Linked DNA regions of Homo sapiens: region 2 is linked to region 1. A link is an interaction called in ENCODE POLR2A ChIA-PET data of the cell type or tissue named here. Cell type or tissue: B cell. All regions are shown on one strand. Links, peaks and the distances in the headings refer to the core of each region. The heading gives the core; the rest is flanking DNA.

Evidence for each region. ChIA-PET counts read pairs that join two places held together with the same protein. Peaks named below come from ENCODE experiments on the same cell type or tissue, not always from the same donor. Only the 100,000 strongest peaks of a DNase experiment are listed, where the experiment ranks them.
Region 2: POLR2A ChIA-PET joins it to region 1 with 6 read pairs; 2 of 35 experiments call an interaction of 5 or more read pairs at or near these places.

Annotation. Positions count from the first base shown.
Region 1 is chr22:39,586,377-39,590,762 of GRCh38, reverse strand. The region is part of intron 1 of CACNA1I (calcium voltage-gated channel subunit alpha1 I); the gene reads right to left. Among named protein-coding and RNA genes, the nearest start is that of CACNA1I, 18 kb to the right of the region's middle. In B cell, for the core only: no CTCF peak of the experiment used is centred there; no DNase peak of the experiment used is centred there.
Region 2 is chr22:39,948,190-39,952,575 of GRCh38, reverse strand. The region is part of intron 2 of GRAP2 (GRB2 related adaptor protein 2); the gene reads right to left. Among named protein-coding and RNA genes, the nearest start is that of TMA7B, 10 kb to the left of the region's middle. RefSeq lists a silencer at 596-655 and enhancers at 756-925, 1,690-1,929. In B cell, for the core only: no CTCF peak of the experiment used is centred there; a DNase peak (open chromatin) is centred at 2,025.

The DNA.
Region 1 (4,386 bases), core at 135-4,134:
ACCGTTATCCCCACTTCACAGGAAAGGAAACTAAGGCCACAGGAGGTGGTTCCAGGGTCACTCCCATGGTATGTGGCAGGGGCAGGATCTGCACTGCCTCTCACTGGCTGCAAATCCCATGTTCTCATCCACACATCCTGCCATCACCTGGTTCAGTGTCTGCGATGTGAGGGACCCCCAACTGAGATGGGTTTAATGGAATATTTGCTCTTTCCTCCCCACCCACATCGTCTCTCTCTGAGGCTCCCAGCCAGGCAGAGGGAAGCGGAGGCTGGGTCAGTGGTGAGCCCAGCCGGCAGCCCGTCTGGCTGTGTCCCTGCTGGGGACCCAGGCCTGTGTTGTATGCAGTGGGGTCAGGAAGAGAGATGCTCCAGCCCCTGCTGTGGTTCAGAAGGAAAGCTCTACCTGCAGGAAGAAGGGGAGGGGAAGCCAGCAAGGGCATGTTTGCCTCAAGGTCCCCCAGCCAGGAGGATCAAAACCCAGCTAAGCCAGATCATAACCACACCACACCCTAGCCACCAAGGCCTGAGAAGGTCAGGATGTGGACTAAGGGGACAGGGTCACCAGGGAAGCCACTATGCTGGGGCTCCCTCAAACCTGCCAGTTCCCAGCTAGAAGAGCAACCGTGTGGAGGGGCAGTGCCCGGCGCCCGGGCAGGCCCTGCAGGGCAGCCTCCTCTCCAGGAGCCGAGCCAGAGGCCTGCATGGTTACCATGGCGACCACCACCCTCCTTCTGCAGGCCCAGGCGACACTCAGTTTCTGTGATTCGGGGGGCTCTGGGAGGCTGGTGGGGGCGGGAGTGCTGGGTTTGGCGGGGGTGGCCAAGTTTGTTTTTATTTTTGTCAAATCTAAAATCTGATCCACTTCCCAGGGTGCGTTTCAGTTGTCTAAATAAATCAGGTGGAGAAAAGGGGCTGGGGGCTCCATCCTCCTGGATCGGGGAGGTAGGGAAGGTGGACCAGCACCTACACCGAGTGTCCCTCCCCTGCTGGTCCCCAGTGAACCCAAAGGAGGGGGAGCTCAGGCCTCAGGCCCTCCAGGCCTGAGGTTCCAGATCCCAGTTCTTGGGCCAGCTCCATGCTCCTCTGAGGCCAGGCCTACAAGCATCCAAGGACCACCTGCTGTATACGTGGCCTGTGCCTCAGGGTGCTGAGATGAACCAGGCTCAGCTCCTTCCTGGAAGGTGCCCGTGTGCATCCCTGTTCCAGGACCACCCGTGATGTGTGACGGTGTAGCATGTGTTCGAGCAACAGTGGCCACCAATTTGAACATCAGCTGTTTCAGAGCCTGGGGTTTTGGGAGGACACTCATTCACACATTCATTCGTTCATTCGTTTATTCAATGAATAATAAACAGGCAGCAACCACTCTGGAAGGCTGCTCAGCAGCTTCTACTAAAACCAAACATATGCCCACGCTAGGACCCAGCGGGGCCACTCCTGGGTGCATACCCAGGAGAAATGCTCACACACCCCACAAAAAGCCACGTCCCAGAACAGGCACGTCTGTGTTATCGGTAACAGCCCCAACCTGGGACAACCTAGGTGTTCATCAACAGAAGAATGGGGTAGGGTGGTGGTTTTCAACCAGGGATGATTTTGTCCCCCAAGGGACATTTGGCCGTGTCTGGAGACATTTTTGGTTGTCACACTTGAGGGGATAGGACACCGGCATCTAGTGGGTAGAGACCAGGAATGCAGCTAAAACACCCTACAACGTACAGGACAGCCCCACAACAAAGAATCATCCAGCTCAAAATGTCACCAGTGCCATGCATGAGAAGCCCGCATGGAGTACTACTTAGCCATGAAAAGGACAGGCAACTGAAACACACAACAGCATGGAGGGATCTCTGCTGGGAAACAGAAGCCAGACGCAGCAGAGCAAACAACGCGTAACTCCAATTACATGAAGTTAAGAGCCAGGAGAAGCCAATCTACAGTGAAGAAGGTCAGAAGAGCAGTAACGTTGGGGAGTACCCAAGGCAGGTGGGGGACAGGGAAGCTTCCAGGACTGGAGATGTTCTTCTTGACCTGAGTGGTGGCCCCAGGAGAGGACTTATATGAAAATGCCTTGAAGGCCGGGCGCAGTGGCTCACGCCTGTAATCCCAGCACTTTGGGAGGCTGAGGCAGGCGGATCACGAGGTCAGGAGATCGAGACCATCTTGGCTAACGCGGTGAAACCCCATCTCTACTAAAAATACAAAAAATAAGCCGGGCGTGGTGGTGGGCGCCTGTAGTCCCAGCTACTCGGGAGGCTGAGGCAGGAGAATGGCGTGAACTCAGAAGGTGGAGCTTGCAGTGAGCCGAGATCACGCCACTGCACTCCAGCCTGGGCGACAGAGTGAGACTCTGCCTCAAAAAAAAAAAAAAAAAAGAAAGAAAGAAAGAAAGAAAACGCCTTGAACTGCACATTAGGATTTGTGAGCTCAACTTGTACATTTAACCTCAATAAAAAATGGAACAGCTGAGTTTGCCGGCATGTACCTGTGGTCCCAGTTACTTAGAAGGCTGAGGCAGGAGGATCACTTAAGCCCAGAAGTTCAAGGCTGCAGTGAGTTATGACGGTGCCACTGCACTCCAGCCTGGGTGACAGAGCAAGACTTTGTCTCAAAAAAAAAAAAAAAAAAAAAATGAAGAGCAACTGCTTTAAGGAAAAACAAAAATGCAACTATTAAAAATCCACAATCAGCCAGCACAGTGTCTTACCTGTAATCCCAGCACTTTGGGAGGCCAAGGCAGGCAGATCACATGAGGCCAGGAATTCAAGACCAGCCTGGCCAATATGGTGAAACCCTGTCTCTACTAAAAATAGAAAAATTATCCAGGCATGGTGGCACATGCCTGTAGTCCCAGCTACTCCAGAAGCTGAGGCAGGAGAACTGCTTGAACCCAGGAGGCAGAGGTTGCAGTGAGCCGAGATCACACCATTGCACTCCAGCCTGGGTGACAGAGCAAGACTCTGTCTCAAAAAATAATAATAATTATAAATCAAATAAAATAAAATAAACCACAGGCACCTGCTAGGGCACCTGCTATTGCCAAACCCCACAGGAACCTTTACAACAACCTGCAGGAATGGGCATCATCTCTGTTCCTTAGCCTTGCCCAAGGACACAGTCAGTGAGGGACAGAGCCAGGATTTGAACCTCATACCCTCCTGTCTTCTAATTCTCCTTTAAACCTCATTCCACCTGTGGCCACAGCTGCCTCGGGAGACAGGCATGGCAGACATTATTACACCCCACTTTATGGCCATGAAAATGAAGGCCCAGAGAAGACAGCACTTGCCCGAGATGACACAGTGATTGAGCTGAGACAGAAAGCTGCTCCATAAAATGAAGAGACCTGCCAGGCAGATGGTCCCAGGCCTCCCTCCGCTTACATGCCTCCAGCGACAAGGAACTCCCCACATGACAAATGGCATGATTGGTTCTGCTTATAAGCTATGCCATCTCAGTGCATTGAGATCCTTTTCAGGAGGGGGCAAGGGAGTGAGCCCTTCCTTGTTCCTACGCCAGCCCCACTTCTTGGAATCCCCGTTGTATAAGAACTCATTGTATTTGGCCAAAGTCTCTGATTCCCAAATACCTAGCAAGCTTCAGTACCCAGTGCAGACAGCAGAGTAGGGGAGGCAATGGCAGGAAACAGAGGCTGCCAGCTGGGATGAGAAGCCAAGGTGGAAGGTCCACAGGAAGGATGCTCCAGCCGAAGAGATTTGCCAGACACAGCTGCTTCCATCACAGCTGAAGAGAAGGGCCAGGCAGGTCCCTGGGGGCCAGGGTCCCACTGTCTGTGGGCTGATCCAGCCTCGGGAGCCCAACCACACAGAAAGTATGCAGGCAGGAAGGCTTCCTTGACTCCTGGGCAGGGGCTGCAGATGCCTCCTCTGGGACCTCACCGTGCCTCTGATGCCTCCCTTCTCCCAAGCAGCCATTGAACTGAGAGGGTGAGGGCTCGACCAGTGTGGATTACATTCTTCTCCAGCCTCCCTGGGGACCTGTCCTCTGCCGCGTGTCTCCCCTGCCTGCCCCTGAACACACGTCTGTGTTCATGTGTGCATTCCCAAGGAGAGCTGCTGCCTCTCATGCACCTGCACCCCTTATACACGTGTGCACACAGATGCAGCAGGCATTCTCACTCGCATGTGCCAGCAGCACTGGGCATGACTGACTCCTCTTCTAGAACAGGGGTTCTTAACCTTTTCTGTGCCACAAGCCCCTTTTCAGAATAAAGTTTTTATTTATTTATTTATTTATTTATTTATTTTAGAGACGGAGTCTAATTCTGTCACCCAGGCTGGATTGCAGTAGCACTATCTTGGCTCACTGCAACCTCCACCTCCCAGGTTCAAGTGATTCTCCTGCCTCCACTTCCCAAGTGTCT
Region 2 (4,386 bases), core at 129-4,128, 360 kb before region 1:
AGGGGGCAAGGGAGGAAGCAGAAAATCTAGGTCAAAAGAACTAGGAAACCCAGCAGCAGCGCCTCGTAGCCACGTAAAAACACAAGAGCACACTGCACTCCATCCATCGCTTCTGAATTCATGGCATTGGAATTCCTTTCTCCCGTCACATGGGAATGTGGTGTTTGGCCAGGGTAGCAAATGTCACACAGAAAGGGGTAAAAGAGGCCATTTGGAAACTACCTTGTCACCGTAAGAACCACACGTTGAGGCCGGGTGCCATGGCTCACGCTTATAATCCCAGCACTTTGGGAGGCTGAGGCGGGTGGATCACCTAAGGTCAGGAGTTTGAGACCAGCCTGGCCAACATGGCAAAACCTGATCTCTACCATAAAGACAAAAATTAGCCAGGCATGGTGGTGCATGCCTGTAATCTCAGCTACTTGGGAGGCTGAGCCACGAGAATTGCTTGAACCCAGGAGGCGGAGGTTGCAGTGAGCCGAGATTGCGCCATTGCACTCCAGCCTGGGCAACAGAGCAAGACTCTGTCTCAAAAAGAAAAAAAAAAAAAAAAAAACCACACACTTTGTACTTCATTTTCTGACCTGAAAGCAGCTCTGTAATTTTAGTTATCATGCCTCAGACCTCCTCTAGAAACTGAAAGATTATCCCACAATGCCAGCCATTTCTCTCCGCCACCTGGTGCTTGGTCTGCCTAACACTGTGTTTCTAGAGAGGTGAATTTGCAGGCTCTTTACCATGTATAGAAGGTGAGGTTTTTTTTTAAAAAAAATTCTCATTTTCTGCAAAGAAAAGTATTTGAGGGGAGGGGAGATGGTTTCCTCCTGCCGTTGTGGGCCCAGGGCCCCACACTTCCTGTTCTTCTCATCTCTCCATCTGTTCGGTTCCCCCTATCTCGTGTACCCATCGTGTAAACCTGAGCAAGGCGTTCAGCCTGAACACTTGAAGTTTTACTCTTGACTGTTTCTTAATTCTTATAATGTTCCCTAAGAGATGATTTTTTGGGTTACATGGCCTGTGAATAAGTTAGACGTGGGAAGAGAAGGGCCAAATTACGGCTGGAAGAATTTTTAAATTGGATGAAATTGTAGCTTTTAGAAACATAGCAAAAATCTGAAGTATTGAAGAAATGAATTATGTGGAATTAACTCTTAGTGCTTTTAGGTTGCTATTTTAGCAGGAAGAAATGAGGTCGCATTAGCTGCATTACAGAAGGAGACAGAAATGGACTGGGTCAAGAGATATTTTTCAAAGCTACTGGCAAATTTAATGGCAAATTCAAATGTGAGGCTGGTGCTGTGTGTAGCTGCAGGTATGGTGGTTTGTGGCATGAATAGGAAAAAAATCTGATTCCTGAGTTTCCAAATGTTTCCGTCATAGGAGAAGCAGGATCAAGTCATTTGGCAGCGTTTTCCTGTCCACCATCTTGATCTACATGCCGTGTAGATCACCATCTAGTGAGCACCTGCTGATTGCACTTAGGTGCATGAAATATGGAGATAAATAAGCTGGGGCCTCTGCCCCAGGAAACTGATGGTCTGTTGAGGGTGGGTGGCTGCTCAGACTTTTTTGTACCTTTCTAATGAAAACCTCTGTTTAGTCTTTAGCACAAAAGGCCAAACAAGTCAGAGAATCCCAGAAGCGAATTGCTGGGGTAGTCAGGAGCTGGCTTTGAAAGTATTTGTGAGGATCCTGGGTGTGTTACCCATTGAGGAAGGTGGGGGGCAGACATTGCAATCACATGTGGGGAGTCCCAGCCATGGGAACCAATCACCATCCTGTAGACATTCTGTGGGGCTCAGTCAACAAGCCCTCCCCATTTTGCTCTTTACCTGCAATGGACAGAATTTGAAAAGAGGGAGGGGGTTGGCTTTCCAATGGAATTCTAAATGAACAGGAAGAAATGCAATTTAGCAATTCAAGAAATATGTACTGGGCATCTATTTTGGGCCATGACTTGTGTTAGATGCTGTGAAGACACAAAGACGAACCTGGCATTGTGTGCACACGTGCATGACATTGCTCTCAGGGAATGGAGAGGAATTGAAAGTTCATTCATTCGTCAAGTGTCAGGGAGTTCTAGGCACAGCTCTTCTAGACATTGAGGCAGAAACAGCCCCTGCCCTTGCACAGCTTTTGCTAGTGGAGTAGACAACACATAAACGAGCAATTAGGATCCCACGGGGCAAAGGCAGCAATGAGAGGTAGAAATAGAGGGTGCATGAGACCACAGGGTCATGGCCTGCCTATAAATAGCTGCCATGTGAGGCAAAGTCATAAGTGCCTGGAAATGAGTGAAGTTTATGTGAAATGTTGGGGAGGAGCTGAAGAGGGAGTGATTTGTTTCCCTGGGATGGTAGGGAGTGGAGAGGACCAGCGAGGTTTCCATGGTAGAGGAGGTCAAGTATGTGTGTGTAGGAGAGGGGCAATCAGAGTATATAGGGGAGAGGCTGAGAAAGGGCGGTGTATACATTGCAGTGCAACCTGGGGGCGTTACATCTACAAAGATGTCTCTGTGTGGGTGTGTGCACACATGTGTACATGTGCATAATGACACTGGACAGTGGTTTGGGGCCAGATGTTTTCAGTCTCAATCAATTGGTAATTGGAAACCCCTGAATGCTTTTGAGCAAGGAAATGATATGATCTGATTTGTCTGGAAAGATCCCTCTGGGACTAGTAAGAAGAATGAGTGAAGGAGGAAAAAGACAAGAGGTAATGAGGTCAGTCAAGGAGCTGTGGCAATGATCTGAGCAGTCAGAAGCAGCGGGGATGGATGATCCCGATAATGCGGGCCACCATTTATTGGGCGTCTACGTTGGGACAGGGTCATCACCTCGAATCCTCTCCACAACCCGGCAAGATGGATACTACCTCCACTTGCTGAGGAAGACACTAAAGCTCAAAGGGGGCAGATGACTGGGCCCCAGTCTCCATGGTTAGTAAGCTGGGATTCAAACTCAGATCCATCTGACTCAAAGTCTATGCTCCTTTTTACTGCCTCACACTCCTTTCTGGTGAAGAAGAGACTTGCTTGAGAGATATGAGGAAAAAAATACATTCAGAGCAGAGTTTAGTGCTTAGGAGTCAGACAGAGTTCTGTCCAGGTCCTGGATTGGTCACATGCTAGCTGTGTGACTGTGGACATGTGATTTAATCCCTAGCCTCAGTTTCTCATCTATGAAATGGAGGGGAAATGAATGCCTACCTCACAGGTTTGCTGAGATGATGAAATCATGCCTGCAAACCACTTAGCTAGATCCTGGCCCTGAACAGGAGCTCAGGAGACGTTGGTTACTGGTCACCAGGATTTGGTAAAGGAGGCATTGATGATAATTGGGGCTTCTAGCTTGTGACTGACCTAGGATAATAATTAGAACATGGAAAGAAGAGTGGCTTGGGTGGAAATGGGGGTGAGATGGGCATGGGGGTTTGAGTGATTCTCGGCATCCTGAGTTAGGGGCTGGAGTTCATGTGGGGACATCCAGCAGACAATTGGAAGTCTGGGTCTGGAGTTCAAGAGCAAGGCCAGAGCTAGAACACGAGCCACAGACTTGAGGGTCTTTGGCACAGAGGTGATAGTTGCAGCTGAAGAAGTGGATGAGGTGGCTCAGAGTGAGAAGAAAAATCAGAAAGCCAAAGGCAGCACCTTCAGGGAAGTGTATATTTCAGGATCAAGAGAGGAAAAAGAATGCTTGGAAATGAGACCTGTAGGAGTGGTCAGGAAGGGAGGAGAAGAACCCGGAGAGGGTGGTGCTGCCAAAGCCAGGGAGAAAGGGGCTTCCAGGAGAGGGCCAGTTAGCAGTGTCAATCCCACAGACATTTCCATAGGGTCATTATACTACACATTAAGGAGATCACTGGTGAACTTCAAGAGAATGTTGCAGGGAGGGTAAAAGGCAGATTCCAGAGAGTTGTGGAATGAGTGGGAAGTGAGGAAGTGAAGCACGCCCAGTGTAGAGAATTCTTCCCAGTATTAGCAACAAAGGGGAGGAAAGAAATCAGGAGCTGGATTGGGAAGCAGAGTTGAGCAAAGTTTTTTTTTTTTTTCTTTCCTTTTTCCTTTTCTGAGGAATAGAGAAAACTTAAGATACCAGGTTCTCTTTGTAATGGAAGACGAGGGTGGAAGTTGGTACAAGGATGGTCTCCAGTGGATGACAGTCACATGATCACAGTGCCCCACAGAGAAGGCAGGAACTTCTCGCTGCTTGGCAAGTCCCTCCAGGAGCTTCGTAAGACCCCAAAGCAGTGACAGACAGGTTTTCCTGGGTCAGGAGGCCCAACTCATATTTTAAGTTTGTGAAGGCCTATGCTTTGCCACTATGTTACTAGATCTTGAAAGTTGAGAGCAGTTAGAAGGCTACCTAATGGGCATGTTCATATTCC